Regions from separate parts of the Mus musculus genome. Here all the other regions are linked to region 1. The links are chromatin loops, found by intact Hi-C in ENCODE. Cell type or tissue: heart. All regions are shown on one strand.

The links. Hi-C counts contacts between places; a loop is a spot of excess contacts. Peaks named below come from ENCODE experiments on the same cell type or tissue, not always from the same donor. Only the 100,000 strongest peaks of a DNase experiment are listed, where the experiment ranks them.
Region 2: a loop joins it to region 1, with 2.0 times the contacts of the local background. A loop is called at or near these places in 3 of 42 quality-filtered maps.
Region 3: a loop joins it to region 1, with 8 times the contacts of the local background. A loop is called at or near these places in 39 of 42 quality-filtered maps.
Region 4: a loop joins it to region 1, with 2.5 times the contacts of the local background. A loop is called at or near these places in 10 of 42 quality-filtered maps.
Region 5: a loop joins it to region 1, with 2.2 times the contacts of the local background. A loop is called at or near these places in 3 of 42 quality-filtered maps.
Region 6: a loop joins it to region 1, with 3 times the contacts of the local background. A loop is called at or near these places in 14 of 42 quality-filtered maps.

The regions. Positions count from the first base shown.
Region 1 is chr11:116,805,546-116,810,545 of GRCm38, forward strand. All of the region lies in intron 3 of Mxra7 (matrix-remodelling associated 7), which reads right to left. Among named protein-coding and RNA genes, the nearest start is that of Mxra7, 20 kb to the right of the region's middle. In heart, CTCF peaks have their summits at 1,665 and 2,917 (motif pointing left); DNase peaks (open chromatin) are centred at 786, 1,316, 1,776, 2,846 and 2 weaker places; H3K27ac peaks cover 1,398 bases; H3K27me3 peaks cover 954 bases.
Region 2 is chr11:116,752,249-116,757,248 of GRCm38, forward strand. It overlaps BC018473 (cDNA sequence BC018473), which reads left to right. Exons shown (of 4, transcript NR_003364.1): 1 at 1-338; 2 at 1,322-1,417; 3 at 2,086-2,241; 4 at 3,045-5,000. Among named protein-coding and RNA genes, the nearest start is that of BC018473, 2.6 kb to the left of the region's middle. In heart, no CTCF peak of the experiment used is centred here; a DNase peak (open chromatin) is centred at 3,083.
Region 3 is chr11:116,641,105-116,646,104 of GRCm38, forward strand. Cygb (cytoglobin) reads right to left here. Exons shown (of 4, transcript NM_030206.4): 4 at 4,491-5,000. Among named protein-coding and RNA genes, the nearest start is that of Cygb, 11 kb to the right of the region's middle. In heart, CTCF peaks have their summits at 269 (motif pointing left) and 2,321 (motif pointing right); DNase peaks (open chromatin) are centred at 2,387, 2,857, 3,637, 4,807 and 3 weaker places; H3K4me3 peaks cover 1,019 bases; H3K27ac peaks cover 1,549 bases.
Region 4 is chr11:116,692,699-116,697,698 of GRCm38, forward strand. St6galnac2 (ST6 (alpha-N-acetyl-neuraminyl-2,3-beta-galactosyl-1,3)-N-acetylgalactosaminide alpha-2,6-sialyltransferase 2) reads right to left here and starts at 1,962. Exons shown (of 9, transcript NM_009180.3): 1 at 1,739-1,962. The coding sequence starts at 1,860. In heart, a CTCF peak has its summit at 2,031 (motif pointing left); DNase peaks (open chromatin) are centred at 2,063 and 2,813; H3K4me3 peaks cover 1,455 bases; H3K27ac peaks cover 724 bases; H3K27me3 peaks cover 4,650 bases.
Region 5 is chr11:116,552,415-116,557,414 of GRCm38, forward strand. All of the region lies in intron 1 of Ube2o (ubiquitin-conjugating enzyme E2O), which reads right to left. Among named protein-coding and RNA genes, the nearest start is that of Sphk1, 22 kb to the left of the region's middle. In heart, a CTCF peak has its summit at 2,261 (motif pointing right); a DNase peak (open chromatin) is centred at 4,107; H3K4me3 peaks cover 991 bases; H3K27ac peaks cover 2,614 bases.
Region 6 is chr11:116,668,374-116,673,373 of GRCm38, forward strand. Prcd (photoreceptor disc component) reads left to right here. Exons shown (of 5, transcript NM_001163318.1): 5 at 1-16. It overlaps Snhg16 (small nucleolar RNA host gene 16), which reads left to right and starts at 3,287. Exons shown (of 5, transcript NR_027821.1): 1 at 3,287-3,383; 2 at 3,791-3,982; 3 at 4,291-4,365. It overlaps Snord1c (small nucleolar RNA, C/D box 1C), which reads left to right and starts at 4,132; the gene lies at 4,132-4,209. In heart, CTCF peaks have their summits at 716 and 2,961; DNase peaks (open chromatin) are centred at 208, 3,218 and 3,868; H3K4me3 peaks cover 2,451 bases; H3K27ac peaks cover 2,778 bases; H3K27me3 peaks cover 602 bases.

The DNA of each region.
Region 1 (5,000 bases):
CTCAAACTTGCAGAGATCACCTGCCTCTGCCTCTGCTTCTGCCTCTGGAGTGCCGGGATCAAAGGCAGGTGCCAGCATGCTAGTGTGCCAGGCTCTTGTGCTTTCAATGACATTCCTTCTGCTGTGAGTTCTCACCTCCACCCTCCACCCTCCACTCAATCAATGGTTTTCTGTCCACAGTGGCTTCTAGCAGTTGGATTAACAGATGTCCCGATTCCTACCCTCCTTTCTCTGGACAAACTAGGTCTGTCATCAGTTCTGCTGTAAACGGAAGAGGGGCCATGTAGGCTGCACTCTGAACCCTACTATGTGAAGAATGGGTATGGTGAACAGAGAGGATGCCCCCCCAGAGCCGTGGATGAAATCACTGTCAGGTGCATGGTTAGCACAGTCCCTTAATGAATGTCCGTAAGGTTTTGGCAGCCATGATGGCTGTGTATTTATAATAATAATAATAATTGTTATTATTATTATTATTACCATTATTAATTTTTAGAGTTCATTTTGGAGGCAGGGTTGTTGAGACAGGGTCTAACTATGTAGACTTTGCTAGCCTGGAATTCGCTACGTAAAATCTGCCTGCAGATACTGCGATCACAGCTGATGCTACCAGTACCCCCTACTTATAGGGCCATGGCATTTATTTATTTATCCTTATTTTTATGTGTATGGGAGTTTCACCTACACGCATGTATATGTATCATGTGTTTGCCTGGGGCCCTCGGAGGTCAGAAGAGGGAACTGGATCCCCTGAGGCTAGAATTACGGATGGCTGTGAATCATCATCTGGATGCTGGGAACTGAGCCCATCTCCTCTGCAAGAACAAATGCTCTGGGCCCAAGAGCCATGTCTCCAGCCCTGGGATGTGTATTTTCAATCAGGTGTGCATAGGGCTCCATACTCTGCTGGGATTGTCCAAGACATCAAAATGAGGGAAGGCTTAAACTTATGCCCATTGTTTCTAAAGATTTAAAAAAAAAAAAGAAAAGAAAGAAAAAAAGCAAACTGAAGAAACACACGGTAACCAAGGTTCTCTACTCGATGTTTATTGGCCTGAACACAGGCTGAACACAGGGAGCCAAGCCGCCAGCAGTGCCAGGGCCTTGCTGCCCACAAGCCATGCTCAGGTTCCACACAAGCCTAGCTAACCATATCCAGAGGAAATCGCTATTCTATGTGGAGGAGATCCCAGCATAGGCAGGGACTTGGCTATTGCTGTTTAGGGACAGTTGAGTGTGACTGTTGGTCATGTGGCTCTGTGTCTAGCTAAGGCAGTGTGTGTGTGTGCACAGTTTGTGTGTGTACAGCTGCTTTGTCGTCTGTTCAGCCCTAAGCCCGGAACCCGAGTTATCAGGGAGGAGACCGTCGGGAATACACGGCTTAGGAGTTGATGCTGGACATTTTCCAGGCTTCTGTTAAATAGGAAGTCTTCTTAAAAAAAAAACAAAAAAAAACAAAAAAAAACTAGTGCTTTAGAAAAAAACGTTTTCACCAACAAGTCTATGACTTCCAAGTCATTTGGTATAAATACTATCAAATATAAAATTCTAAAAAAACCTAACCTGGGAACGGTGAGTGAGTATCTGCTGAGGTTCTAAGCCATCTAGAAAAAAAAAAAACTTAGAAAATGCACGGCCCAGAAGTCTCCTGGAGGCTAATACTGTCATTGCTTCTGCACGCAGAAGTGGAGACTGGGCTGAGCCGGTAAGAACACTACTGGGAAGGCTTCTTAGTATTGAGAGGGTTGGACCCGAGACTCCTGTGGTGGGGGTGGGAGCACAAAACGGAGGCCCTATTAAAGCTAATGCCTGACATGAGTCATTCCGGCCTGAGAGGAAAGTGCCCCAGCCCCACATGTGTGTGTGTGTGTGTGTGTGTGTGTGTGTGTGTGAGTGTGTGTGTGTGAGTGTGTGTGTGTGAGTGTGTGTGTGTGTGTGAGTGTGTGTGAGTGTGTGTGTGTGTGTGTGTGTGTGTGTGTGTGTGTGTGTGAGTGTGTGTGTGTGTGTGTGTGTGTGTGTGTGTGTGAGTGTGGGTGACCACCCGTGAGTACCAGTGGACTTCACTTCCTTTGTCTATTACTTCTCAAATCTGGTGGTTTGGCTTCAGTGAGAACAAAAACACAGAGGGATTGTGGGAACAGGGTGTGGGGGGGGGGCACAAAGGCTGTGGGGAGCAAACATGGCTGGTAAGAAAAGCTCAAAGCCTGAGCCCATACTGCTGGCAAGCTTCCTCCTCTGAGGAGGACAGAGACAAGGCCATGCCCAGGATCTTGCTAGCCCAGGGACGCACCCCAGCCTGCATTGGCTCCTCGGGGGGGGGGGGGTGTTTTTGTTTTTTTTTTAAATCTCTCAAGCTTTTAGGATGTCAAAAGGAAGGAAAGCTTTCAGGAAGAGGCTAAGGACACCTTCATTATTCTTCAGTTCTGTAAAGAGAAACAGGGAGAGAGAGATCATGTATTTTGTTCAGTCGATTTCAGAAGCAGCACAGGACAGGAGGGTGGGCACAGGGACGAGAAGGAAGATGTTTGGAATTGCAGAGGCCATGGTAGGCTCTGCTGCTTTCTTAGACCAGCAGTTTGCTCCTCATATGTTGCAGGGACACAGCTCTGTTAGTCCCCCCCCACAGCCAAAGCCAGCTGTCCCTCTGCCACTTTCAGCTTCTGAGAAACAGAGACGATGTTCAGTGAGCTTGCTAAGCCTTGGCTGTGTGGTCACACTGATGGAATTCCTATTGCCTTAGATAATTTTTTTTTTTTTTTTTTTTTTTTTGCTTCCTGCTGCCTGGGTCTTCGTCTGCTGTGAGGGCTCTGAACCTAACCCTGCAGGTTCCCCAGAAGGGCCAAAAGCCTGGCCAACTCTCTGACTCTCTGAAGGCCCGAGGTCTGATTGTGTGCCTTTGGCGCCCTCTCCTGGAAGCTGGAGTTATTGCATGCTTTCAGCCGTTATGCAGGAAGAGCCTGAACTCTTAAGGTAAGGCTGGGGGTGGGGGTCCCCACTTTTCTAACTGCCCTAACATGTCATACAAAACCCTCTTCTTGGGTCCTGTCTATTTCCATGAGTGAAAAGATAACAGACCTACAGACAGTCAGGCACAGCAGTGAGGGGCCTGGCCCGGGCTGGCAGCACAAGCTTAGTGTACAAGCTGGGTTCCTCTCTCTCTCTGGGACCAGCAGGTGGGATATCCTGCTAAAAAGCAAAGCCAGCCAGGCTTCTTGGCCTGGGAGAGCAAAAGTCTGCCATCCAATGAGCCCAGGCACACTGAGGGAAGCTTCGGAGAGCGGCAGGGTCAGAGCCAATGTGGGGAGCAGGGGAGGAGTGTGCGTGCCCACCCAGAGGGAATTTAAAAAGGTTAGCGTGCAGAGCAGCAGAGATTTAAGCGGTTACTGCCTTCTCACTTCCCAGGCTCTGGACAGGAGTTTTGTCTGAGCAGATCCAGGGGCAGAAAGTCTCAGTTGGGATGGTAGGAGAACCCATTTGGGGCATCCAGCTTGCTCAGTGCTGCTCCCTGAGGAGTGTGATCAAGCCTGAGGAGAACAGAGCAGAGCGCTGCCGCAGAGCTGGGCCCTAGGCGCAGCTGCGGTGGCCCAGCTAATGATTCAAAGTGAGAGGGAGAGAGTGCACCATTTACCTGCTAACAAGGTGCTTGCTTGCCTGTTTATCAGCCTAGAAGCAGAAAGAGGCATTGTGCTGGTAGGGACAGGTCTGACGGGCAGCCTGCCAGCTTGAGAGAGTGGTTCATTAGTTTGATGGTAATGTAGATGAACGGTTTCATTATTATTATTATTATCAATTACATTTGTATTTGTTTTGTGTGCATGTGGAACTTGGGGGACAATCCATACCACTTGGTTCTCCCCTTTTATCGAACTAGTCTGAGGCTCAGACTCAGGGCGGCAGGCCTGAGCAGGGTTGGCAGCAGGCACCTTTGTTCTCTGAGCTAGCAAATACACTGGTGCTATTTTTCAGGGGACAGTTCTAGAGCCGTTCCCCAAATCCCGTTGGGTCCAGATCTGTCATGTAGCTATCGTTTTTCTAAAAGCCAGAGACAGAAGGGTGAAGCCAACCTGAGCAGCCTCTGCAACCCCCAGCATCAGATGTGGCACAGAGGTGTGGTCAGGGGATGCCCCTCCGGCTGGGCCTGCGTGCAGGGCTGGGAGGGAGCAAGCAGATGTCAGGTGAGATGGGCGTGGGAGAGCCACAGGAAGCATGCTGGGTTGGGGCAATGGAATGAAATGAACTCAGGCCCTGCTGGGACCTCAACCAGTCCCTCCTGCACACAGTGAGGACTTCTCTGTGCAGAGGGCGAGTCAGGGACTCCTTCTTCACTCGGAGCAGCTCCTTGGCACACTCTGCAGCTCACAGAACAGCCTTGAGTGTCAACAGCAGAGCGAGTCATGGGTGGTCTAGAGACTCCCAAAGACTTGGAGAAGAAGGTCCTCAGGCAGTGGGGAGTCTGCTGTCTTTGTAAATGACATAGAAGCGACTTTGCCTTTTCATTTCTTGGCCTCAGCTCTGACAGGGGACAGTGGCAGACCCCAAACTCGAGATCTAACTGCTTTCCTGTATGACAGCCCCTCAAGGCCTACAGTGCATTAACCTGAGTGGATAGAATGGGGCCATGGTGCTGCCAAGCTCCCATCCCCAGGGGTCTTTAGGATGGCAGGGTGTCCTGCCCTCTCTCTCCTCTCCAGCCAGGGCTGGATCTGTGGCAACACCTCAGCTCTGACGCTGGAGTTCCAAAACAGCCTCAGAAAAATGACCCTGTCTGCCCTCTGGATTAACACCAGCATGGGGTGGACCACAGGAGGCCCTAGCCTTGGTCTGCAGGCCCAGCTCTGAAGATCAACAGCCCTGCACCATGGGAGGGAGTGCAGGCCTTCTCGGGGTTTCTGTCCTGCATTGTACAGCCAACTGCCTCTCCTCTGGGTGAGACAAAGCCACATCGGGCACCTCACAAGATGTATGCACATCCCCATAGCAGCCCGGGGCTCAGGGAGGAT
Region 2 (5,000 bases), 53 kb before region 1:
CCACCTGCTTGTGAGTTTCCATCTCATGATGCTGTCTTACACACGTTGATTGTGGTTTTTGAGTTCAAAACCTGCTCCCCCAGAAGAGTAAGGGTTGCAGTGGCAGCAGCTGCATCTGTGTTGTATCCCTGACTGCTCAGTTTGCTGTTCAAATCAACAAAGTTTCTCTGGTTAAAGAACAACAACAACAACAACAACTTGGTGTGTTCCTGTTGTTGGATTTTCACCAGACTCTCCGCACCATCGCACACCAACATTTTGGGGGTTTGTCCAGGATCCAGAGCCCTGATACAGAAGTGCAATTTTTTGAATTGGCAACTTCAGGGGAAACACTGGAGGTGAGTCTGGTTTTGATGGGGGAGGGGGGTGTCTCGTTTGTCTGTTTCTTCTATCAGTCCCTTTGTCACATTTAGACATTCTGTGTTTGTTAGTGTCTGGTCTTACATTCATTTCTCTGTTCACTGTCTGTGTCTTCTTGGTCCTGGATTCTAAGACAGAACAGAAGCAATTCGCCACCCAGTCCTCTCTTGAGCTTCTTCATCATTTTAAGGAATTTTAGAAGAAACTTCTCCATCTGGTAATAAAGTCTACCCTGACAATCTTGTGACATTCTGTCATCTCAAACGGCCCACCTTCAGGATAGACTGGTGCCCAGGGGGTACTTTCAATTTAACTGTGGTTTACTGCACACAGGCTGTCAACTTTGCATGATAAGGACATTCTGGCCAAGGCTCCTACTTCAAGGCTTGGTGATGTCTTGTGGAAGAGCTACTTGAATGGCTCAACTCTCTCTTGCTGGAGTCGAGCAGCGCCTCTTAAGTCCTCCCCCTCAGACCCAAGTCTCAGAGGGATGAGAGGGAGATTCCTGGTCTCCCCTCCATGGACAAGGACACACCTCCTCACTAACATTGTCCCCTCCATTGCCCAACCTTTCACACGACTCATGGATCTCTTCCTACTTCTGCTATCCCTGTCGTGGAGCTCCACCTCTAACTCCTTCTTCCCAAGTCCCCATTACACCAGGACCGGTTCCAGATATTGAAGAGATCTTAGTGAGGAAGACCACTTCTGGCAGAGTCCCCACCTTAACTCTATGTAAGGTGTGGACACTCCCCATGGCCCCGAGATGAGGACCCTCCCATGGGCCCCGAGATGAGGACCCTTTCATGGTTTAAAACAGCCTCTTGACCTCTATCCTCAAAGAATCTGAATCCTTCTTTTTCAGAGAAACTCCAGGGTTTAACTTTTCTCTTGGAGACTATACCCATCAGCCAACTTGGGATGACTGTCAACAACTCCTGAGATGTTCTTTTCCTCACAGGCCTGGGAATGCATCTTCTGGGAAGCCAGGAAATTGCTTCCTAGTGACAACAGTCACCCTTCATATGCCCAGATTGGAACCCTAATGAGGCAGCAGGTAAGCAGCCCTTTAAGGTCTTTCACCAGACTCTTGGGAGTACTACAAGCAGCTGTCTGCTGGCCTACAAATTTGCCAAAAGTTAGTCAGGTTATTCAGGAACCCAAGAAGTGTCCTTTGGACTGTGATCTCCCTGGAATGCCTCACGGAAGCCTGGTGGACTTATATCCTGATAGATCCCAAAGCATAAGGAAACAGGAGGGCCATGAATACTGCCTTTTTGGCCCAGTCTGCTCCTGATAATATTGATTTTATGGCCCATTCTGACCTTGATAATACTGCCTTTATGGCCCAGTCTGCCCCTGATATCTGAAAGAAACTTCAAAGACTGGAGCACTTTGGAGGAGAAAACTTGTCTAAGTTGGCTGAGGTTGTGGCTAGAGTCTTTAATAACAGGGACACCCCAGATGAATGGCAGATGAAACACATGGCTCAAGCTATGTTGGCTGGGAACTAGAGGGTCCATTCCTAGGTTCAGATTTAAAAGGGAACAGGCCGTTGATAATGGCAAGAGAAGGCTGCCACTGGCCACCTGCAAGAAAAACCAATGAGTCTACTGCAAAGAATTAGGACACGGGAAGGAAGAATGACTCAGCTCTAGCGAGATCAAGGTCCCAGGATTGGACAAGGACCAAGTAGGTCATGGCTCAATCTCTTCCCTCCCTTAGCCCATGGTAACCTTGAAAGTGGAGGAAAAACCAATGGACTTTCTGGTAGGCATGGAAGCCAACTGAAGGAACCAAAGTGACTCCTAGCCACGAGATGCAGCCTGGTGCTAAACAATACCCCCAGTACAAGGAAATGCCATGTCAACCTCGAAAAAGGTACTGTTTCACACTCCTTTCTAGTTATCCCTGAATGCCCCAACACCCTCTTGGAAAGAGACTCGTTACACATACTTTGGGCTCAGATTGCCTTTAATGATGAGATCATTAAAAACAGGATGGGCAACCGAGTTGAGACGTGAGCTACCCTTCCCTTAGCTGAGGAATATCCTGACACCTCCAATCCCACTCCCCCGTGTCAGTCTGCCCTCCCTGATATGATAACCTATTGGACTATTTGCTAGACAGGTTCCCCAGGGGCTGAGGCAAAGCCAATCCTCGTAGACTTGCCAGCAACAGGTCTCAGTCCTCATTCAACACAAGGCTTTGGTAGAGCCTATATGGGGGTGCCAGTACCCTATGAGCCTGGAAGCCTGACAAAGAATCATAATTCATATAGACAGACTGAGAGAACTGGGACTCCTATAGGTCCCTGCAGGAACACTCCACTGTTTCCTGTATGGAAACCAGGGACAAAAGATGCCTGGCCAGTCCAAGACTTAAGGGATGTCAACAAGTGTGGAAGACATTCACCCCACAGTCCCTAACTCATATACATTGTTGAATATGCTATCATTGTCTGACATATACACATTGTCTTGGTCTTAAGAGATGCTTATTTCATTATACCTCTGGCCCTAAAAAGCCAACCCCTGTTTGCCTTTGAATGGATTGATCTGGGCAAGGGCTTCAGCAGACAATGGACATGGATCTGGCTACTGTAGGGTTTCAGAACCTTTTCTACCATCTTTGATAAGGCTCTCTATGTAGCTCTGAATGAGTGCCACCTGATGTTTCCCCAGATGATGTTACTCCAATATGCAGATGACCTCATCAGGGCAGCCAGCCAACATGGACACGTGCACAATGGCCACTCAAGAGCTCCTAGGACCTCTCCAATGCCTGAGATACTTGATGGATGTGCACCAAGAAGGCCCAACTCTGCAACCGGAATGCCACATACTTGGGATTCCATGAAGGGAGGAAGTCCTAGTTTATGTCATGTGAACAGGAAATCTTGGGTTGGCGAGATGGCTCAACGGCTAAGAACACTTATTGCTCTTCTGAAGGCCCTGAGTTCAAATCCCAGCAATCACATGGTGGCTCACAACCACCTATAATGAGATCTGATGCCCTCTTCTGGTGTGTCTGAACTCAGCTACAGGGTACTTATGTTTAATAATAAATAAATCTTTGAGCCAGAGTGAGCAAGTTTGACCAGAGCGAGCGGGGCCGAGTGGAGCTAGTAAAGGTCCTAAAATTTCGATTCCGAACAACCACATGAAGGCCCACAACCATCTGTACAGCTACAGTGTACTCACATAAAATAAAGAAATCTTTAAAAAAAAAAAAGCAATCTTGAGAATTCCCAACCTATCAACAAAAAGGCAAATCAGGGAGTTTTGAGGGGTCAGCAGGATACTGTAAGCTCTGGATTCCTGGATTGGCTGAATTAGGCAGACCCTTTATTTGATGTCACCCTGAGGCCTAATAATACCTTTCAATGGACTGAGGTTGAAGATAATGGCCTTCAAACAGATTAAACAAGCCCTGCTTTCTGTGCTAGGTGTATCACTTTCTGACATTAGAAAGTTTTTACACTGGTTTGTGGATGAGAGGAGGAGGACCCCTAAGAGGTTGTCACTCAAACACTTGGCCATAGCAGTGCCAGGTGCCTACCTTTGAAAAGAATTAGACCCTGTGGCTATCAGCTGGCCTGCCTGCCTGAGAATTATTGCAGCCATAGCCTTATTGACAGAAGACTCAAATAAATTGACTTTTGGACAGAACTTGATCACTACCACTCCTCCTGTGGGAAAGACCCCACTCATGAGCCCCCTGTGACCACTGCATGACTGGTGCACAGCAGACTCAGCATCAGGCCCTCCTCTTGAACCAACCAAACATAACTTCTGACCAGTGGGCTACCTTCAACCTTGCTGCTCTGTTGTCTGACGCCAAGGGGAGCCCCTCTATGATTGACACTAGCCCTCAAGCCTGCCAGAGATCTGCTGAATATGGCATTTAAGATATTTATACTTACCGTGGCAGACAGAGGTCCAGGTCCTAGAAGTGACCCCCAACGTCTACGGGAAAATAATAAACAGAACCACAAACTCCCACTAAAGTGTAACCGACTGCTTCCTATTTGGCCACAAGCTCAAGAATTTGAATTTCCTTCGGTCATCTTCTAAGTATAGACTTAATGATGCTTCTCAATGGGCTGAAACATCTCTGTTCAATCTATGTACCTGGCTCTCTGCAGAGGGAAAGAAAACGTTCATGATTTCTAACACAAAGCTATAGTTTTTGCTTAGACTCAAAGGTGGGAGTCTACTCCTGCTCTTTTACAGACGCCTGTTCGCTACTTTTTCTACGATGTAGATTCCGGTACGATGGCATTGCCAATGTATCTCCTTTTGGAAAGGAAAAATTCATGTAAGATTCAGGGTGTCAAAGAAGTCATAAAACTTGGACCCACCTGTCTCAGGTCAAATGGATCCCAGTTATCTACAACCTGAGTCTCCTGAGAATGGGGTTTGCCCTGGTCTTGGGATGCCTCTCCTTCCCCAATTTCAAGGCAAATTTTATGTCTTTCCTAGTCTATGTTTGTCTCAGAAGATTTTCACTTGCTCACAGACTCCATCCCGGGTCACCTATGCACTGCAAACTGCTGAACCCTAGACTTGCTGAAAGCTTATACAAACCAGCCCAACCTATGTGATTGCTCCCTGTCTCTTCAGCTTGGCCAGCTCAAG
Region 3 (5,000 bases), 160 kb before region 1:
GATGGGTCAGGGGTTGTTGCCCTGTGGTGGGGAGAGAGCTGAGGCTGAAGAGAATCAAACTGTGAAGAATGAGGACTCCAGTGGGATCGGTCAGGTAAGGGTCTCTGTGACTGAGGAGACCACGGGCTTGATTCCAGGCCACAAAAGCCCCTCACCTGGGACTGGAGAAATGGTTCAGTGGTTAAGAGCACTTGCTGTTCTTGCAAAGAACCAGTTTGGTTCCCGCTACTCACCCCTGTCTGTACTCCAGTTCCAGGGTATCTAGCGCCCTCTTTTGGCCTCCTCGGGCCCTGCATGGGACATGGACAACAGGAGGTACCATGTTTGGTTGTTGGTCTTAATGACTTTGCAAAGCTGTTGTGTCTCCAAGAAGAAAACAAACACTTATGCAGGTCTCTCTCTCTCTCACTTTCTTTTTCTTTTTTCCTTCCTTCCTGCCTTCCTGCCTTCCTGCCTTCCTCCCTTCCTCCCTCCCTCTCTCTCTCCCTTCCTTCCTTCCTTCCTTCCTTCCTTCCTTCCTTCCTTCCTTCCTTCCTCTCTCCTTCCCTTCCTCCCTCCCTCCCTTCTTTCCTTCCTTTCTTCCTTCCTCCTGCTCTTTCTAAAAATGCACTTTAGTGGCATCTAAACGTGGGCAGAGTGGATGTACTGAGATTGGGGTACCGAGGAAGAGTGAGGTGTTAGACTGTCCTTTCCTTGAAAACAGAGAAATATGGGCTCTGCTGGACAGCTGTACGGAGGCCCTGGCAGAGAGGCCAGCATATGGGCCAGGTTGCTGGGCACCACTCTCAGTTCTTGGCAAGGTCTGAAGGTGGCAGCCATAGGTGTTGCCAGCTGAGCTCCTGGGCCTCCTTGAAGCTGTTGGTGAAACAGGCACAGGTCACCTTCCCAGGCTGCTGGAAGAGCATGAAGCCAAAGCCACACAGGCAGGCCTGAAGTCTGTTGTTGCTGTCTTCCTAAACTGCCCTTTGACCTGGTTGCATCAAACTGGGCACCTTGGTTAAGGCCCAGCAGAACTTCTACTCTCCCTGCCCTGGGCAGGCCTGGGGCACAGCAGATCCCCTCTTGTTTACAGGCAACGTGCCAATGGAGAACAGCATTGGATTATTTATGTTGGCCAGCCCCTAAGGTGAGGCCGCCTGCCATAGTTGACTTTCTATTGCTCTGATAAACATCATGACCAAATCAACCTGGGGAGGAAAGGGTTTATTTCAATCCTTCATAAACGGAAATCAAGGGCTGGTGAGATGGCTCAGCAGTTAAGAGCACTGACTGTTCTTCTGAAGGTCCTGAGTTCAAATTCCAGCAACCACATGATGGCTCACAACCATCAGTACAGCTAAAGTATACTGATATACATAAAATAAATAAAATAAATATTTAAAAAAATTAAAGCTACCAACAGTTCAATAAAGGGAAGTCAAGGCAGGAACCTGGAGGCAGGAGCTGATGCAGAGGTCGTGGAGTGTGCTGCTTCCTGGCTGGCTCCTCATGGCTTACTCAGTCTGCTTTCTTCTCATTGCTTTTTCTTTGTTTTGTTTTGATAGAGAGTCTCTCTGTGTAGCCCTGTCTGTCTTAGAGCTCACTCTGTAGAACAGGCTGGCCTTGAACTCAGAAATCCACCTGCCTCTGCCTCCCAAGAGCTGGGACTGAAGGCGGATGGCACTGCTCACAGTGGGCGGGGTCCTTCCACACCAATCCCTAATCATGAAAATGTCACCCAGGCTTGCCCACAGGCTCTCCCCAGATGACTCCAGCTTGTGTCAAGTTGACAAAAGCCAACTGCAAAGTTTCCTGTTTGGTTTTTTGAGACAGGGTCTTACTGTAGCCTAGGCTGCTTTTGCGTTTAAAGTGGTCCCCTTTTGTCAGCCTCCCCGAGTGCTGCATAGGCTTCCGTGTTCTCCCCCACCCTCGCCATCCCCTCTCCCCAGCTTCTCTCATTTCTTTTGTTGTGTATAGGACAGAGGGCAACCTCAGATATAGTCTCTCTGGAGTCACCCACTTCTGTTATGAGACACAGTCTTCCTCCAGGGACCTGGGGCTCATCAGTTAAGCAAGGCTGGTCAGCAAGCCCCAGGGATCTGCCTGCGTTTCTAAGCAAGGGTCACCACAGCCCTTTTTTGTTTGTTTGTTTGTTTGTTTTTGTTTTTTCTGCATCTTCTGCTTTTTATTGCATTGTGTTGAGATTCCTGTGCTTGAGGAAAGCTCTTGGAGTCTGCATCATCTCAGGTCCCAGTAAGGCTGCCTCCCTTATGGTGTAATGTGGAGCCAGGAAGCTGGCGGGCTAGAGATGGATGCTTTCTTGGATGAAGTTCCTGGATAGTGCCAGCAGGGGTCGCTGTGGAGCTGTACTGGGGGCCTCTTTGTCAGGGAAGAGGTGGCAGTCTCCTTGTGATGCTCCCCGCTCGCTCGATGCCCACACCCCCCGTGGCTCTCAGCTTGATCTCGCCAGGGGGAGCTGACCCAGTTGCTCTGCCTCTCACTAAGAAGGCTGACTACTTGTAGAACACAGGACAAAAGCCCAGGCATCGTCCCTGCACAGGCCTAAAACCAGGAGTCGCCTGCACCCCCCCCCCCCTATTCCTTCAGCATCCCCGGTCCGTGGGGGGTGATGGTGCACGTCCTCTCTAGAAGGTAGGGATCAGGGAGAGTTCTCAATAGCAGGTTCCAGGATAGCTCCAGATTTCCACCCACGCCATTCTCAAGACTTGTGTGGGGAGGCCTTTTCGGAGATGACGCTCTATCTTGACCTGCTGACACTCCACCAACCAGCTCTGGCTGGACCTCAGGGATCAGGAGGCTCAGAGGCTCCCGGCCTTTTCTTGTTGCCATGGTACACCCCCCACCCTTCTCCATCTCCTCCCAGTGTCTCTCACGGGATTCCTGCTCAGCGGCTCAGTTTGTCCTCGGCTCTCCTGGTTCTCAGAGTCTGGCCAGCCCGCCCCGTTCCGAACACCTTTCTTGCACCCCGCCCCCATGCTCCTCCCACTGTCTTGCAAGGCCGACTTTTGCTTAAAGGAATTAACATTGTGTCTTGCTTTGTAGTCCTTCTTCCTCGGCCTCTCCAGTGTTGGGAGCATCACCACACCGGGCTTCCTATTTTCAAATGGAAGCTCTGAAAGATTTGCTCTCTTGCCCAGAGTCACACAGCAGCGCCGCCGACTGAGTGTGAACTCGGAGGCCACCAGTCTGGCATGCTCTCTCTCTGGAAAGGCCTGGCCTGCGCTGCCCTCTCAGCACCCTGCATCCTCCTCCGGTTCCCGGCTCACTCTTGGCCCGTGTGTTTGTGTTGCTTTCTAAGACTGCTATTTATTTATTCTTTGGATTTCCAGCGAGTTCTCTGCTGTGCCAGGCGCCCAGGAGATGAAGAGAGGAGCGGCCTACATTCAAGTGCAGGAACTGGGAGACAAGACTTTTCCCCTTGTTAGCTGAGTCCTCTCAGACAGCCTGAAGCCCTCCCAAGGGGCAGAAGCGGTTTCCGGTTCTCCTGTACCCCTCCCTATGGTGACCTCCTTGGTTTCTCCTCAGAGACTTGATGCTGCTGTTGTGACCATTGCTATGGGGGGATGGACAGGCCTTGCTCAGCGGGGCTTGGGAAGAGTTTCTGGGCTGAGAGCTTAGGGTTGAAGGTTAATTCCAGCAGGGCTCCTTTTCTGCTGTACCCAAGGGCTGATCCCGGAAGCATCGGGGCCTATTCAGCATCTCGAGTGAAATGTCTGTGCGCAGGCCTAGAAGGTTGAGGTTTAATTTTTGGCTATGTCACTAGTGTACACGACCAGGGCCCGTCTGCATGGACAGCTGGACAGTACTCCCACCCCACCCCTTTTTGAGGCAGGGGCTTATCATGTAGCCCAGGCTGTCCTCTGACTTGTAATCCTCCATTCCCCGTCTGGTGGGTGCTCAGATGACACATGTGTGCTACCAAGCCCAGCTCTGACAACACTCCCTTTATCCCACACTGACCCTGTCCTTGCCAGATTTCCTGGACAAAATCCAAAAGGCACTGATTTATTTATTTATCTATTTATTTATTTATTTATTTCTGGAGATTAAACCTAGGGCCTGGGTATGGCCAGGCCAATGTTCTTGCCCTGAGCTGGACCCTCAGCTTTCTTTATTTTTTATTTTGAGATAAGGACTTACTAAGTGGCTCAGGCTGGCTTTAAACTTGTGACTTACCCCCACCCCCACCCCCACCCCGCCTCAACCTCCCAAGAAAGCTCTAAACCAGATAGTCCTAGCTTCTCTGAAGTTTTAGTAAGACAGACCCATCCCTTGCTCCTATAAAATCCAACTTCTGCCCTTTTTTTCTTAGCCTCTGAGCAATCGACAGTCCAACTCAGAGTGCCCCACCCAGGAGCAGCTAGAGCCAGCACAAGGGAAGGGGTTCCCTCAATGGAACTGTTTTCAATGAAACCACCCTTAGCTAGAACTGCTGAGGGGAGAGAGGGGTGACGGCAGGTCCAGGAGGAAAAGATCAAGCAGAGGCCAGAGACAGGAAGAACAGACCTGGTTTAATGACACAGCTGGATCTGGTTACAAACATCAGAAACTACAAAAGACAGGCAGTTACAGGAAGGCTGTGCGAGGGTGGGACCAGAGGGGACGCAGGCACGGTAGCCACAGCAGTAAGACATCTTCCAGGACAGTACACGTGACCAAGGGGTACACACGGGGTTCCCAGCAATGTTAAGGAGACTATGTGGAGAGGGTGAGCAGGTGGCCCCAGAGGAGGGCAGGAGAGAGAGGCCCTGGTCTGCTGAGGGGTGTGAGGACAGCCCCCGTCCTGTGGCCTGGCTGCTGTCTGAAGTGAGCAGGTGAGGCTGACATTCTAGGGCTCCACACTGAGGCTGCCCCTCACCCCCACCCCCATATACCGGACACATACACTGGCCAACATCCCATTGGGATCTCCTGAACTCTTGGTGTGTGCCCTGATCCTTGCCCTTTCCAGGACAAGCCAGTCAGGCAAACCCTTGGGGAGGGGAGGGGAGGGGAGGAGA
Region 4 (5,000 bases), 110 kb before region 1:
AGAGCCCCCTTGGACACTGCAGGCCCAGCCTCTCTCCTACCTGACTGTCACTTGGCCCTGATCACAAGGATGCTCATCTTCTGGCCATACTCAGAAAGCCACTTACCTTGCTGGACTACCTACCCTCCTCCTACAGCCAGGTTGAACCCTAACCTGCCCCTTCCTCCCTCACACCCAGGTTTTACTGTACTGTAGCAAACCCCAGCAAAAACAAGGAAAAGGACAGGCTTTCAGTTCCTAGCAGATGTTGTCAGGGGTTGTTGTCTTAGTTTTAGTACTGGGTACCAAACCCCAAGACTTCATCCATGGAAGGCAAACACTCTACCAACTGAACTATATCCCCAGCCCTCAAATCAGATTTTGAAAGGAAGAAAGTTCTCCTGAGAAGGAAAAAGGTTTTGCCAGATGCACTAGGGAGACACCTTGGGGCTTTTACCCCTTTCACAAAGAACTACAGTCAACTTCAGAACACTGAGAGCGGCAGAGGCAGTCTTCCACAGGAGAGGGCACGCCAGCTGGCTATCCAATACCAAGTGGTCAGCCCTGAAAGCATATGTACAAACTACATTATACAGACTGAGCAGGCTATATTTAGGAATATATATGTATATATATATATATATATATATACACACACATATATATACACACATACATACATATATGTGTGTGTATGTATATGTGTATATATTATGTATTCACATATACATATATGCATTATATATGTGTGTATATACATATATGTACATATATACATATGCATGTAACAACAATTAAAAATTTAAAAGGGGGCCAGCAATTTGAAACATCAAGGAGGAGTATATAGGAGACTTCAGAGGGAGGAAAAGAAAAGGGGCTACCAAGTACTTATGACCTCAAAAATAAAAGAAATAATAGCGATATTGTTTAAAAAGGAAAAGCTCTGATGAGGTGTGATCCAACTGTAACCGACCTCCCGTGTGAAGTCATGTTAGGCCCTTTCTAGGATGTTGCCAGCCTCAGCGCTGCCAGCTAAGGGGACCAGACTCAGTGGTTTGTTATTTTGCGACTGATGTGTGTCCTTCAGCCAGACACTAGATACCCACTTGTTCTCATCCCATCAAGGCTTGCTCAGGAGTGTGCAGAAGCTGCGTGCTGCGCTGTGCGTTTTTCCGGACCCCCTCGCCCAAGCCCAGATTCTAGGTATGGCTTAGGTCACCTCCCCGAAATAAAGCTAAACCCTCTCGAGGCTCCTTCAGTGAGCCAGGTGGAGGCTCAAAACAAGTTCTGTGTGTTTCCAGACGGAGTTTGCATTTCCCCAGGGCCATGCCCAGATGGAGCTTATCAAGCTAACTACTCAAACAAATAATAGATCCAGGTAAAAGGGAGCCAGGTGCAGGTAGGCCTGAGCTCAGAGTCCAGAGTGAGGAGTGAGCCAAGCAGTAGGAGACTGGCCACCTGAAGAGAAGGACAAAGTTGAAAAACAGGGGACTTGAGTCCCCACCCTAAAAGTGGATCCAGGAAGAAAGTGGCAACAGGGAGCTTCCCAATTAGGCCTGGACGGAATTCACCAAAAACGCCAGGGTCGCCAGCGTGCTCCGGACCGAGCAAAGGCCCCAGGGTCCGGGAGGCAGCCTGAGATTAAGGCGGCAAAAGGCGCGTCGCCGCTTCGAGTCGCTCCAGGGTGTCCGCGGGCGTCCGGAGAGCTGGGAGCGCACGCCCTCCCCGCGCCCTGGGCGCAGCGCCCCGCAGCGCTTACCTGGCGGGAACCTGGGTCTCAGGGGACTGCTGCCCCGCCGAGGAGTACAGCATGAGGAGGATCCCAGAGCTGGTGGCAACGAGCAACAACATCCGAAAGAGCCAGCGGCGCGGGAGGTCCATGTGAGCCTGGCCGGGGTGCGCCCCGTCTGCCGCCCTGCTCACCGAGCCCCCGGCCGGAGAGGACCGTCCCAGTGGGACCCGCGGAGGCGGCGGCCCTGCTCTGCCCCGCCCTGCCCAGGGCGGGCTGCCGCGCGCCTCCGGGTCCTGCAGCTCCCCCCTGTGTCCTCGCCAGGCCTTAGGTCGCAGCAACTCCAGAGACTGAGCGTCTCTAAGGCCGTCGTGCAGCTGCGGATGGCTGGAGCCGCGAGCGCTGTTCCAGGGCTGTCCCCGGGGGACTTCGATGGCGGCTACCCCTGAGGCTGCTCTCCAACGAGAGCCACACCCCGGATGTACCTATTCCAGAGTCGGGCAGGGATGTACGGTTCTCACCGTCCAGGGCAAGCATGTGCAGTGAAGGGTGGGAAGGGCACGAGGAGACAAGGCTGTCTGCTGCCCTGATTGAGCACTGTGCGCTTAGGGATGTCCACCCCAGGTTTCTGGACCAGAAGCCGGTGGCTGGCAGCTGTGAAACAATCTGGCCGGCTCCCTCACAAGGACCGAGGACTTGATGGGTTAAGGCTCTTGTACCTTATGTACTTGCAGAAGAGTATATTCAAATAATGGAAGGAAACCCCTTAGCTTGGATTTGGGGTTAAAGGTGGAGGGTTCAGGTAGGGAGCCGCCGGCCGTGGGGTGCACTAAGGGGCTTAGGTTGTCATCTGTTTATTTGGTGACTACCCATTGAGATGGAGGACGTCACGCAGGGAGCCCGCGGTGATGGTTGTTACCTCTCTGTTTGGCAACACGCAGAAAAGCCAGGCCTCTCCATGCGCTGCTCAGACTTGGCCTGAGAGGCGGAGAGACTGGGAGAGGTGGAGCATCAACATCGCCCGGGGCTGGGGAAACTGGCCTGCTCTTTGGAAGCAGAGCCCTTTCTGTCTGTGAGCCATCGGTGGTGTGTTCTTCAGTATAGTCTGGGAGAGTGGACCTCGGCTCCCCAAGCTTTAATCTGGTCTGATAGCTGAGAAAATTGGGGTTCACGAATTGGTATCTGCCCAGTGTCAGACCCTGGGTCTGTGGATAAGAGCAGCTTCTTCAGTCTGCGACCCAGTCTTGTGTGGGCCAGGACGGAGTCCCTGGAGTGTAGCCAATCAAATCAATCCTGCCCTTTGTTCCCGAGCTGAAAGTGTCGTGGTGCTAATGGCCACAGCTAAGAATTTGTGCTTTCACGTTTTGTTTTATTCTCCATGTCCATACACTTGTTGATGTGCAGGCACACGTAATTTGTAGAAGATCTCGTTCTCTCCTTCTACCAAGTTTGTCCCAGGAATTGAACTCGGGACCTTGGGCTTTATCTGCTGAGCCATTTTGATGGCCCCTGATTTCCAGTTTTTCCTTTCAATCTTTGCGCTCTTCCTTTGTCAAAATTGCTGTTACTTAACCCTGTACAGTTTCTTCCCTTCCTGGGGATGCTCGCTCTCTCCTCCTCCGTGGGAGTTGCCCCCCATCCATGTTAATGATGTAGGTCTATGTTTTTTTTTTTTTTACAGTGTCCCATAGCAACACTTCCTGGACCAAAGCATCCTCACTCCTCCCATCCAGTCTGTCCTGACACCTCAGGTTTCTCAGGAGCTTATGCTCTCCAGGTCATAATTTGTGCTGCTGTCTCAGCAGCAGCACAAATCCACTTGCGGGCTTGGCTTTCCACCCAACCAAAGTTCTACACAGATTCATGCTTGGATCTGCGCTGCAGCACTCCCTGCCCCCACGTGCCCACTCATTTCAAAACAGAACCGAACCACCAGAAACCCAGCTCCGCTCACTTCTCGCCAGCCATTGCCCAAGTCTTGGTTGGCTTCCGCTCCGGTTCTGCTTCCTAGTGACTCTGGAACATCCTGCCAAGTTCTCTCTTGTCTCTGCCATTCTTTCAACAGGAGTGAGCATCGGGCTGGGGATTTAGCTCAGTTGGTAGCATGCATCCCTCGAACTCATAAAGCTCTATGTCAACCCCCAGTACCACAGTTATGGTAGCATACATCTGTACAGGGAAAGGCAAGAGGATTAGAAGTTCAAGGACATCCTTGCCTACTTAAGAGTATTCAAGGCCAGCCTGGGATACGTGAGACTCCACCCAGTGGTTACTGTTAACTGTTAATGGGATCAGTCTGGAGCAGAGCTTGCCTAGATCCAGGTTGGCTTTTTTTTCCTTTTTCTTTTCTTTCTTTTTTTGAGGCAAGGGCTACACAGGTAGCCCTGGCTTGCCTGGTACTTGCTCTGTAGCCCGGCCTGACCTTGACTTGGTCCACATGAGTTAATGTCTCAGATTAGCTGCTTCGGGTTCCTTGGCTCCCTTCAGTCCTGTACTGCAACCTGGATTGGAAGCCAGGTTTTTTCCTTGGTCTTATTCAGGGTACTTTATCCTAGCAAAGACATGACACTAAGACACCCTGTGTCAAACAGCAATCAAATAAAGACCACAAAGCCCGGGTACAGTGGCACACACCTTTAATCTCAGTGCTGGAAGGCAGAGACCTGCAGATCTCTGAGAGCTAGAGGCCAGTCTGGTCTACATAGTGAGTTCCAAGACAGCCAGGGCTACATAGTGAGACCCTGTCTCAGAAACGAAAGCGCAAACCTGTTTTAACTTGCATGCCCCTCACTACTGAGATGTTTCCCTCTGGTCAGGTGACAGGTTAGCCAGGCACAGGTTCAAGACTCAGGTCAAGAAGACAAGACTCCTGGATGAGAGTGTCATTTACAAAATAGGCAGCATTGGCCTCCTCATGCTGGGTCTCTGAGCCTGCAAGCCCAACGGGATAAGGCAGAGAGGCGAAGGAGCCTGCAAGCCCAACGGGATAAGGCAGAGAGGTGAAGGAGCCTGCAGCACAGACCAAGAACTCTGCACAGAGGGACGCGTGATACTGAATGACCTGCCAGCTGTGAGCACACGTGCATTTGCTGGACAGAGAGAGCCTTATTACCCTCCCCTCAACGGGCCAAAATGTGCCCCTGCTCCAGAGGAAGGCGCCATCTTCATCCTCCTAGGTTGTTTACTGACTAGGCAACTTTGGAACAAAAGGGCGGATGTGTCTGTCCTCAGAGGTGTGACTAATGGTTAAGAACTGTCTTCCCACTGGTTCCTGCTCACACCTGTGGCCTGA
Region 5 (5,000 bases), 250 kb before region 1:
AGAGTCCCTGGAGCTATAGTTACAGGCAACTGTAAGCCACATGACATCAACACTGGGAACAAAACTTGGGTCCTCAGCTCTCCAGTCCTCACAGGAAAGGCTTTAATGGGCCTAAGCATATATGTCTGGAGAGCAGGAGCCACCAGCCACACCAGTGAAGGTCAAGACGGGAGGTGTGGCCAGGCTTCAATCTCAGAGCAATAAATCTCCATCTCTCCGTATTCCCCAGGGGTGTATCCACGACCAGGTCTTTCATTTACATGGGAGCAGGAGCACCCAGCACCAGCCAGGCCTCACCCACTGAAGCTTGATAAACTGTCTGCCCTCACTGCATCCCTGGAAGAGGAATGAGTGGAGACACAGACAGTTTGCAGTGGACCCTGTTTTTGCTCCTCTGCTCCAACCCGACAGAGCTAGGCCACATAGAGACAGGCCAGGACTCCAGCCACTTCCTGAAGGGGACACTATGCCAGGCTAGCATGCAAGATCAGAAAGCAGCCAGGGATGGTGGTGTGCAGCTGTCATCTCAGCACTCAGGAGTTGGGGACAAGAGATTATGAGTTGGGGGTTAGGGTATGCTGCTATACAGAGAGACTGTGTCTAAAAACAAAACAGAAAAGTAAACGAGAGGGAAACGTTAAGGAACTAGCTGAGACTGCATCCCTTGCAGCTATGTGACCCAGGAGGAGAGGGAACTAGAAGGCCAGGCTGAGTCAGTGAGCAGAGCTGGTTCCAGGCAACCCTTTGTGGAAGAACCCACCTACCTCGGCCCACAGCAGCATCACTGGCTGTACAAACACCACACTTGCTATTTCCAGGCTAATAAGAAGAAAGCGCCAGGGCATGCTGGCATCCCAAGGTAACAACTGGTGAACACACACCAGAGCTAACGAAAATGGCTTCTGAGGGGTGCCATCATTGTTTAGGCGAATCACTAAGGCTTCAAAGACCCATCTTTGCACCTCCACTTCTTCTAGAACATGGCAGCAGTAAGTACTTCAGGACAGGGAGCAGAACAAAAGCACCAACTGAAAAGTGCTCAGAATACCTGGAAGCAAGATCTGTCTATTTCTCAGGGAGAGTGAGACAAAACCACAGGAGGCAAAATAACAGGGAAAAGTGGGATTCCAGGCACGGGGGGAGCACACAAGAACCGAGTTTTGCTGAGGACACAGCACTGCCACTCCTGAGTGGGTACCAGCACACATCCTAGAAACCAGAAGTCTCCCTGTGGACAGGACAGTCCTGGGCTGGATGCACTCTTGCAGGTGCAACCCCAGAGCTTATGTTCCAATCTTCAGGCGCCCTGGGGGCCACCTGCCTGGCACCTCTTCTTGCCACAGGCCATGCTTTTGCTTTACCACATGAGTAGTCTGTTTGAGGAGTACATCCTACAGAACCCCAAGCAAGTCAGCATGGCCCTCAGGGCCCAGAGCACCATGGCAGGCTTTTGAGGAGCTAACAGCTCAGCTAGAGAAGCCAGATGCTCGTGAAAACACAAAGGCTGGAATGAGATGCAGAAATTAACAAGGTTGTATCATGACTTCAGTGCATTATTAAATTGGAAGGATTTTAAGTCTATCAGGGAGAGTCATGAGTAAACGCCACAATGAATTGTGTAGTATTAACAACCTTCTAGCTTATGTGGTTAACATTCTCTACCTACCTCCTTTTATGTGCTGGGATGTTCCAATCCTAGTGATGGCTTATGGCTAGAGGCTGAGTCTGAGCACATCAGAATGTGTGGATGTGTGTCTGTCTTCAGAGGTTACTGCTAAGACCCCTCAACAGTATTACAAAAAGCTCTTGGCCACAGGAAGAAACAGCAACACTCAAGCCCAGGACAGGAAACAGGCGCTATCTCAGGCCCGGCAGTAGCTGGAGGGAAGAGAACAAGTAGGGCTTTGCAGCTGGGCACGTCAAGGGGAGGTCTGGTCCCACTCAGAGATAGGAGGTGCAGGGCTGGGCTGAGCCACAATGAAGTAAGCCTCGGAGCCAGGTCCAGCCCAGAGACAACACAGCAGGCTGTGGTACCCTGGAGGAACAGGTACAACACAGACCCTTGGTACAAGGGCACCAAGACCAGGACAAAAGATGATGCTTCCTGCACAATTACACACGAAGCTTCCTTTCCCTGGGAGTGCAGACCTTTAGAGGGTCTCATGAGCTCTGATCTCATTAGCGCATCATAACCGTGACAGAAGATACAGGTCCTGAGAGCTCGGGCCGGTTTCAAGATGCTGCATTTTACATTAAGCAACCACAAGATGGCGCATAGCTGGCTACATGCTGTTGCGCTGCTTTTGAAGGGCAACTAGCTGGTGGAAGCAGAGGAGACCCCTTCAAATGAGAATGGAATTTGGTAATGAATTCTGACTGGCATCAGCGAGGTCATGGAGCAGTGAAAACCAGAGGTGGCCAAAGGAGCTCTGGGGGGAAGGGGCTGTTTAGGGTGGCTGCTAATCAGAATCCCAGTAAGTGCTTTAAAGATTGTTCTAGGGCAGGAGATGGCTCAGTGGTTAGGACCACTGGCTGCTCTTCCAGAGTCCCAGGGTTTAGTTCCCAGCAACCATATGGTAACTGATAGGAGCCTGTAACTCCAGCCCCACTGGATCCAACACCTCCTTCTAGCCTCTCCCAGACATACACATGGTGCAAGCCACCAATACACATGTAGTGTATTGTATATAGTGGCACATGCCTTCAATCCCAGCATTTGGGAGGCAGAGCCAGAGGTTGAGGTCATCCTGGTCTACATATATAAAGTTCCTAGCCAGCTAAGGCTACACAGCGAGACCCTGTTTCAGAAAAGAAAAAAAGAAAACTGACAGAAACAAGAAAGAAAAAATTTCTAATTAAACTAGAGTTCTGATTTTTTCACTTCAAACCTACTGAATGAATATGTGGATGAAGACAGCAATGTTCACGTAGTCCCTCAACCCCACCCCCAAGGCCTGGAGACCAAACCCAGAGCATCATGGGTGCCACACTCCACCGCTGACATACAAATCAGGAATCCATTCCCTTCTTGTTTCTTTCTTCAAGCCTCACCACACAGCCCAGAGACACCTGACCTTGATTCATGGTCTTCCTACCTCAGGCTCCTGAGTGCTGTGATCACAGGGGTGTGCTATCACACTCCACTGGGACATTTGTTTTTAACAGACTGGCCTATAGGTCAAGGTGTTAAAACAAGGTGGCTTAAAATAATGAACACCATGCCCTACCCAGAACTCCCTGACAACCCCTTCTGTGGCTCAGCCTGGGAAAGATGCACTGGCTGCCAAGCTCTCAAAGCCTCAGCTTTGGGAGACTGCTCAGGTGGGCCAGTACTAGGGGGATGGGAAGTGCTGAGAATGACAGATACAGAGGCAAGAACTGTTGCCATGGAAGCAAAGATCAGATTCTGCCAGTGCCAAGAAGACACTGTTTGGCCACTCAAGACTTCCAGGGGGAAGGGCTTCCTGCACAAGAGGGCAATTTTAGAGGTAGGTTCCTGGTCATGAGTAAACCGTGGCCCTGGTGGGAGGATGTGGTCTCAATCACTGGGGCAGCCCTAGGTACCTCCTTGCAGGTGTTCCTCCTGCTTGGTCCCTCATCTGTATAATATGGTCTTTCGGCAGCATCAAGCCACCACCCTTCCTGAAAGGCTGAAGCAAGGAGCTCCACCCAAGCAGGACAGTGACTTGCTGTGGCCAGGCTCCCCAAAGCTGGGAAATGACAGCTAATCAATCAATAGCCACTCTACAAAGCGCACTATCCTGCCTCGCTAGGCAGACTCGCCTGAGAAAGGAGTCACTCAGCACTGCTATTTTTAAAACTGCAAATCTGGTAAGAAAAGGCAGTACAAACGATCCATGAAAGCCTTGGTCCGAGGCTGTGGGGGCAGAGGCAGGTCCTTCCCACTGAAACATGAGGCGTTCACCCTCCTATGGCAGACTCGGTTCCTGAATGCTCTGTTTTAGATCATTCCTGGTGGCCAAAGACTACACTAGAACTTTCCAGTGACGTGCAGATGAGCACTCACACACAGGCAGGGAGAGGTCTCATGACCTAGCAGAACGACTGTGAAACAGCACTGTCCACTCACAGCCCTGCAGCCTGTTGACTCTTTTCCCCAGGGAAGCAAAAGCCTGGGAAAGTCGTAGAAAGGCACAGGTGAGCTGTAAGACCTCAGGGATGAGAGGCGGCTGTGACAGTCCCAACAGTCTCTAAGGCCTGGCACACACCATGCTGTCACCTTGCCCATGGACAGGCTGGCCCTACTGAGCTGGCAGAGGTACCACAATGACCTCTAACCTTGTGTCTTCCTCCCCACTGGGATTTGGTCAGAACGGGAAAAGCACCTCCTAAACCAGAGCTTCGCAACCTGTGGGTCAGGGCCACTTATCAGATAGTGACATCATGCTTCTTTTTCTTCTTTAAATGAGCTTACCACTGCATACATACACTGTATCCTGGTCACACTCACATCTCCCCTAACTCATCCCAGATCCATCCCTACCCTCTTCCAAGTTCCAACAGTTCATCCCGCCCTCCTCAAACTATTTGACCCCAGTTTGTGTTGCCCATAAATTCTTGAGTGTGGGGCCATTCATTGGAGATGGTTGACCTGCCCTTAAGATAAACCAACTCTCCATCCCTGCCTCCCAGTAGCCACCGACTGTCCATAACTTGTCTAGGACCTGGGCTGTGAGCACCCCTGCTTCCATTCTGGCTTCATCTTGTGTACTTCTTGTACAGGTAACCAGAGGTGGTGCAGATTCATGAATGCAGAAAGCATGCCTGGAAGGTATTGCTTCTTCCAGACCTCTGGCTGTTATGAACTTTCTGTGATCTTTCTGTTCCCAGTGAAGGTGTAATGTGTCCTACTGAAGGGTATTTGGTCACAACTTAGGGTAAACAGAAGTCAGTTAACCTGCTCCAGAAATGGCCAAGGGCAGCCCACATCTTAATTCTTAACTGGCAAAATGCAGTAGCAATGGAATAATTTTATGGTT
Region 6 (5,000 bases), 140 kb before region 1:
AAGAAGGGAGCATCAATACTGTAAAGACTGCTTTCTTGCTACGGGTTTCAGAAACCACATCTTTCTCAAATCCTGTCAGTGACTTCCCCTGCCCACAAGGCCAGCTGACTAACTCTGAGCCTTGGGTTGATAGCCAGCTTGCCTGTTTCCCACACTTAGCGCTGGACTGTGGTGCTTCACCTGATAGCTGTAGTCTGCACTTGTAGATCTCGTAGAATGGTTATGGGATTCCACTGTACACACGGCTCAGCTGCACCGGATCTCAGCCGCACGGGGCACAAGTGAGATCACAGTAGCATTAGCACTTCATTCTGAGCAGCTCTGACCTTGGCTGCTCATTCAGGGATTCTGATGCGGCCTTTGAGGCTTTTCCAGTTATTTCTGGACTGCCCACACACACAGTCGTACCTCGGGCCTGCTCAGGCACAAGGCCTTTGGAGTTTGCTCCAGCCTCTTGGGCGGCCACTGCCCAGCTGCTGGTGGTACTCTTACTGGCCGTGTGTCTGTGGCTGTTCCACGACGTATAACTGAGTTGTGCAGGGGAAAGTGTGCCCTTCCAGGTGTGAAACCCACACAGAGACCTACAGGCAGAATAGTGGCCTCTCTGCACACTGAGTGGCAATTAGCCTGGAGCCCTGAGACAGCAGGAGATCCCAAAGCCAGACACCAAAAGGCTCCTACAGAGTCTCCTCCTCCACTCTGCCACCGCGTGGCTCAAACCAACAAAGCAGGTGGCCAGCATCCTTGTGTCAATGTTACTTTATTAGCCTCCAACCACCTCTGGAAAGACAGAAAAATGCAGCTGGGGACATCGCTCAATTGGTAAAGCACCTGCTGCCCAAGAAGGGGACACGAGGCCAGATCCCTGGTGCTCACTAAGAAGCCAGGTGAGGGGCTAGAGAGATAGCTCAGTGGCTGAGAGCGTTTGCTCTTCTACGGGGCTCAGGTCCTAGTCACAGAAACCAAATGGCACCTTACAACTGTGACTCTAGTCCCAGGGGTAATCTGACACCCTCTTCTGGCCCCCGTGGGCACCAGGCACACACGTGGTGCACAGACTGTACACGCAGGCGACCCCCACGCCAACACACTGCATAAGTAAACAGAGCAGCAGCAGAAGGTGGGAACAGTGTCTGTTGTCTGAGCTCTGGGAAAGTGGAGACACAGGGGATCCCTGGAGCTCACTGGTCAGTCTGTCTGGCCAATCCACAAGCTCTAGGGTTAGTGAGAGACTTGGACTTCACACCTAAAGTGGAGAGTGACTGAGAAAGGCACCCAAAGTTGATGTCTGACCTCTACATGCACCCACCTACTCTCATACATGTGCACCTGCATACATGTTCATACCCACACGTCAATTTTTAAAGACACAAATCCTCCTCCGCCCTACTTGTCCCCCTGGAAGAAAAGCTCTTATGTAGTAGGTCAACTCGCTCAGCGCATTAGCAACCGAATGATAAAAGCATAAACTCTGCGGGCTGAGATCAAACCAAGTCAGGCACCACTGAGGCTTTAACCAGCCCCTCCCCTCCCCTCTTGACACGTGTCTTCTCATCTGCCAGATGGGATAGTCCCAGGGCTTCATAGATAGCGAGGGTTAAAGAACCTGAGACAGTGAGCAGCCACCTAGCGAATCCAATTCGTCATGTGCTAACTACCATTATTATCTTGTCTGCCGAAGGTCACGTGCCCACGAGTTTCACAAGCGGCTTTGGGCAAATTCTTGAGAATTCCCCCTGCAAGTCTCACATGAAAGAACTTAATGTGCCGAGAGAAAATGCATCCTTCCTGTCAGAACTCAACAAAATAGTCTGTCTTCAAGGGTAAGATAGAAAATTCAAGGGCCTGTGTTCTTGCTGAATACATTATTGATTATCTCCTTGGGACATTCTGTGAGAAAGACACAGCCCAACACTAAGCCCAGCACTATGAGGGAATAAAAAAAATATTAAGAGAGTTCCCTCCCCCCAAAAGGACTCACAATTAAATTAAAGGAGAGAAATATACACGGATATGGTCATTAAGAGTGAGTAACAGATTTCCACATTAAAAAGATGATACAGGCTAAATGCTACAGAGTTCCATTTGAGGAGGACTGGAGGACCGGGCGAGGGTTGTGAATAAAAGGCTCTAGATCTTGTAAATTTAAACTAGCTTGTAAATAGGTATAAGTTCTGGCCCTGCCTTGCCATTTTGTCCTATTTAAAAATGAAGTCAAGATGCCCCATGCAAAATGATACTCTAAACGAACGAGGCAGGATCGAAAGACATGGAAAACACGCCCACGATAGAGGAAGAGGGTCCCTCATTCAGGAATCCTGTCAAGTCTCTTGCCAACAGAGAAACAAGAATTCTGGCATAATTACCAACTGCTGAAGGCCCTTTTGCCCTTCCCAGATATTAAACTACAATTTTTCAGCGACCCTCACCAATTACACCACCCCCACCCCCATGCAACCCCTAGCGACTTGTGCCTACAGTTCCATCCAACGCTTCTCTGGGGCCAGCACACTTATTTCACTTACCAAGATAGCAAGAAAGTGGGGAGGGGGTGTCTCCTAGCAACCTTTTAAGATGTAACTCACGAGCTACTAGAATTATACATGGCTAACACAATCAATTGCAACTCTCCTTGAGCCAGTTCCCACCCTGGGTATGCATTCTTCTTGAGCGCTTCTCTTTCTCCTAATCCTCACACTAAACCCCTCTATTAAAATGGTTTTTATCTCCAACTTATACCGGCTAGTCCTCAGCGCCGATTTCATTGTATCTTCCCTGTGAGAACAGTGCCACAGGCAGGCGAATACCTGGGGCTGCTGCTGCTGCTACTGACGGTCGCCCCTGCAGCTCTCGAGTGCCCCCTGCCGCCGGAACCCGCTCTCGCCCCCATCTTAAAAGCTTCTGCCCATTCCCTGGGACTCTCCCTGGACTTCACTAAGGAACTAAGCCAAGTGACATTTCTCCACCCCAGATAAAAATCTGCAGCACAATTAACGAGCCTCAGTTTCCTCAACGGTCCCTGAACCCTCGAACATTCTCCACCTCCCCAGACTTAGCGGGGGACCGCCGAAGTTCACAGTCCAAGCTCCTTACCCCGAACCCTCTGCTGCCCCTGGTGGCTGCCACCATCTTACCCCTTTCTCTTCACTCAATGTGAGGTGAGACGACCCATTCTTGGCAACGGTAGATTTAGAACTACATTTCCCATCAAACCATTCTCGACATCGCGAGAGTTCCGGCGAGACTTGCGGAGGGGAGGGAAAACGGGAAGACTGCGCGCAAGCGCGATCTCGTCCTTTCCGAGGTCCTCTGCCGCGTGTTTGGAAGTTATGGCCGCGCGGGTCTGTGGTGTTCTCCCTGAAAGGCCTAAGCTTTGGGTGATGGTAAGTTGTGGAAAAGGGAAGATGAGGTTTTTCCTACACATACCGTCGACACGCTTGCTCTCTCCGGAGGTGACGTGTCGACGATCAGCCCTTTCCTTTGCTATTGTGGGCCTTAGGAGGTCTGAGATGCTGTCTAAGGAAATGCTCCCCAGACTGCGAGACGTTTGATGCGGACGGGATGAAGCCCTTTTTGGTCTTCGATCTCCCTTCTCTTGGGGCGGGGAGCGGTCTTCTCTCTGTGACCCAAAGCCAGCCATGTGCTCAGCTCTGTCTTCCCTGGGGTCTCCATTGAGGGTGGTGGCCTTAAGTGAACACGAGTGACTCCTGCTAACTACAGATTGTCATGAACGGGATTGAAAACTGAAAGCCGTTAGCTCTAACGCGGCATAACTTCTCCTTCCCCGAAGGCATTGCCTTTTGGCACTCGGGAGACAAGATGCAGGTTCCGTCTCAGAAGTAATGGCTGGATCCCTGAAAGCCAACGGGCTCGGTGTGGTCCACCCGTCAGAAGGCATAGGTAGATGGTGGGCATCTGCCTCAGACATAGTTCTCAAGTTCAGCCAGAAGAATGCGCGTTGAGCCCTCTGCAGCCCGTGTCGGTAAGGGTTCCAAACAAGTCCAGAAGAGGGTCTGTGCCGGTGTAATTTGGGGCTATAGAGTGTCGTTCTGCAACTCAACGTGGTTGCCAGAACCGGATTTCCAAAAATGAGTTGGGTTGGCACTGGGGGGTTTGGGGGGCCTCTTGCTGGTTGAGCTGAGGATGATTTAAGTTATCCCTGTCTGAAATGACACTTTTGTGAAGAGTCATGGTTTACTGAGGCTCGACGTTTTGAGGTCTGTTTTGAGAATGACCACAGTAAGGTTGCTTCTGTTAGAATGAAGTGGGATCTCTTTATTACTCCTTCAGACGGAGGTGTTGTCTCCAGGAAGCATCATGGAAAGGCGTGGTGGTGCACAAGGGCCTTCAGGATGCCTGCGCCTGGTAAGAGCTTCATAGAGTCGCAGGGGTTGTGGTAGCTGGGAAGGGTTGGTTGTTAGGTTTGGGGTGGGGGTGGGGTTAGAGGTTGTTGGGGATTGATTGTCCAGAGGAGGGCGTGGTCCTCCTTACTCAGCACTCTCACAAGCTGCATTTAACATTGGTGAATACAAAATTGTTCCTCACTCAACTGCTAAGTAAACTGACGTTCAGTGAGTGGGTTCTGTTTCTTTTGTATATGCGTGTGCCACTGCATCTATGTGTCTGGTTGACTTGAGTGAGTTTGGTTTCCCCTTTAGCCACCAAGCTGTTTTTTGGCCTAGAAATTGGGTTAAGTAAAGATTTGGGCCTGCTACCTGGGAGTAGCACAGAGCCTTGTCTTCTGTAACACAGAATCACTGGCTTCCAAACCTGGATATCTCTCAGAACACGTAAAAAGTGTTAAAATACACACATTTCCACCCAGGTCAGTGGATGAGACGGGTATGGAGTGGAATTAAGAGTCCTCGAGGTTTGAGCAGGCATGGAGAAACGGTTTGATGACCATTCTCACAGCAAGACCAGAGCACTGGCTATGTTTAAGCACCTCCTGAGATAGGTTTTTTTAATCCTCAGTCTTAACAGACAGCCATATGCTTTTG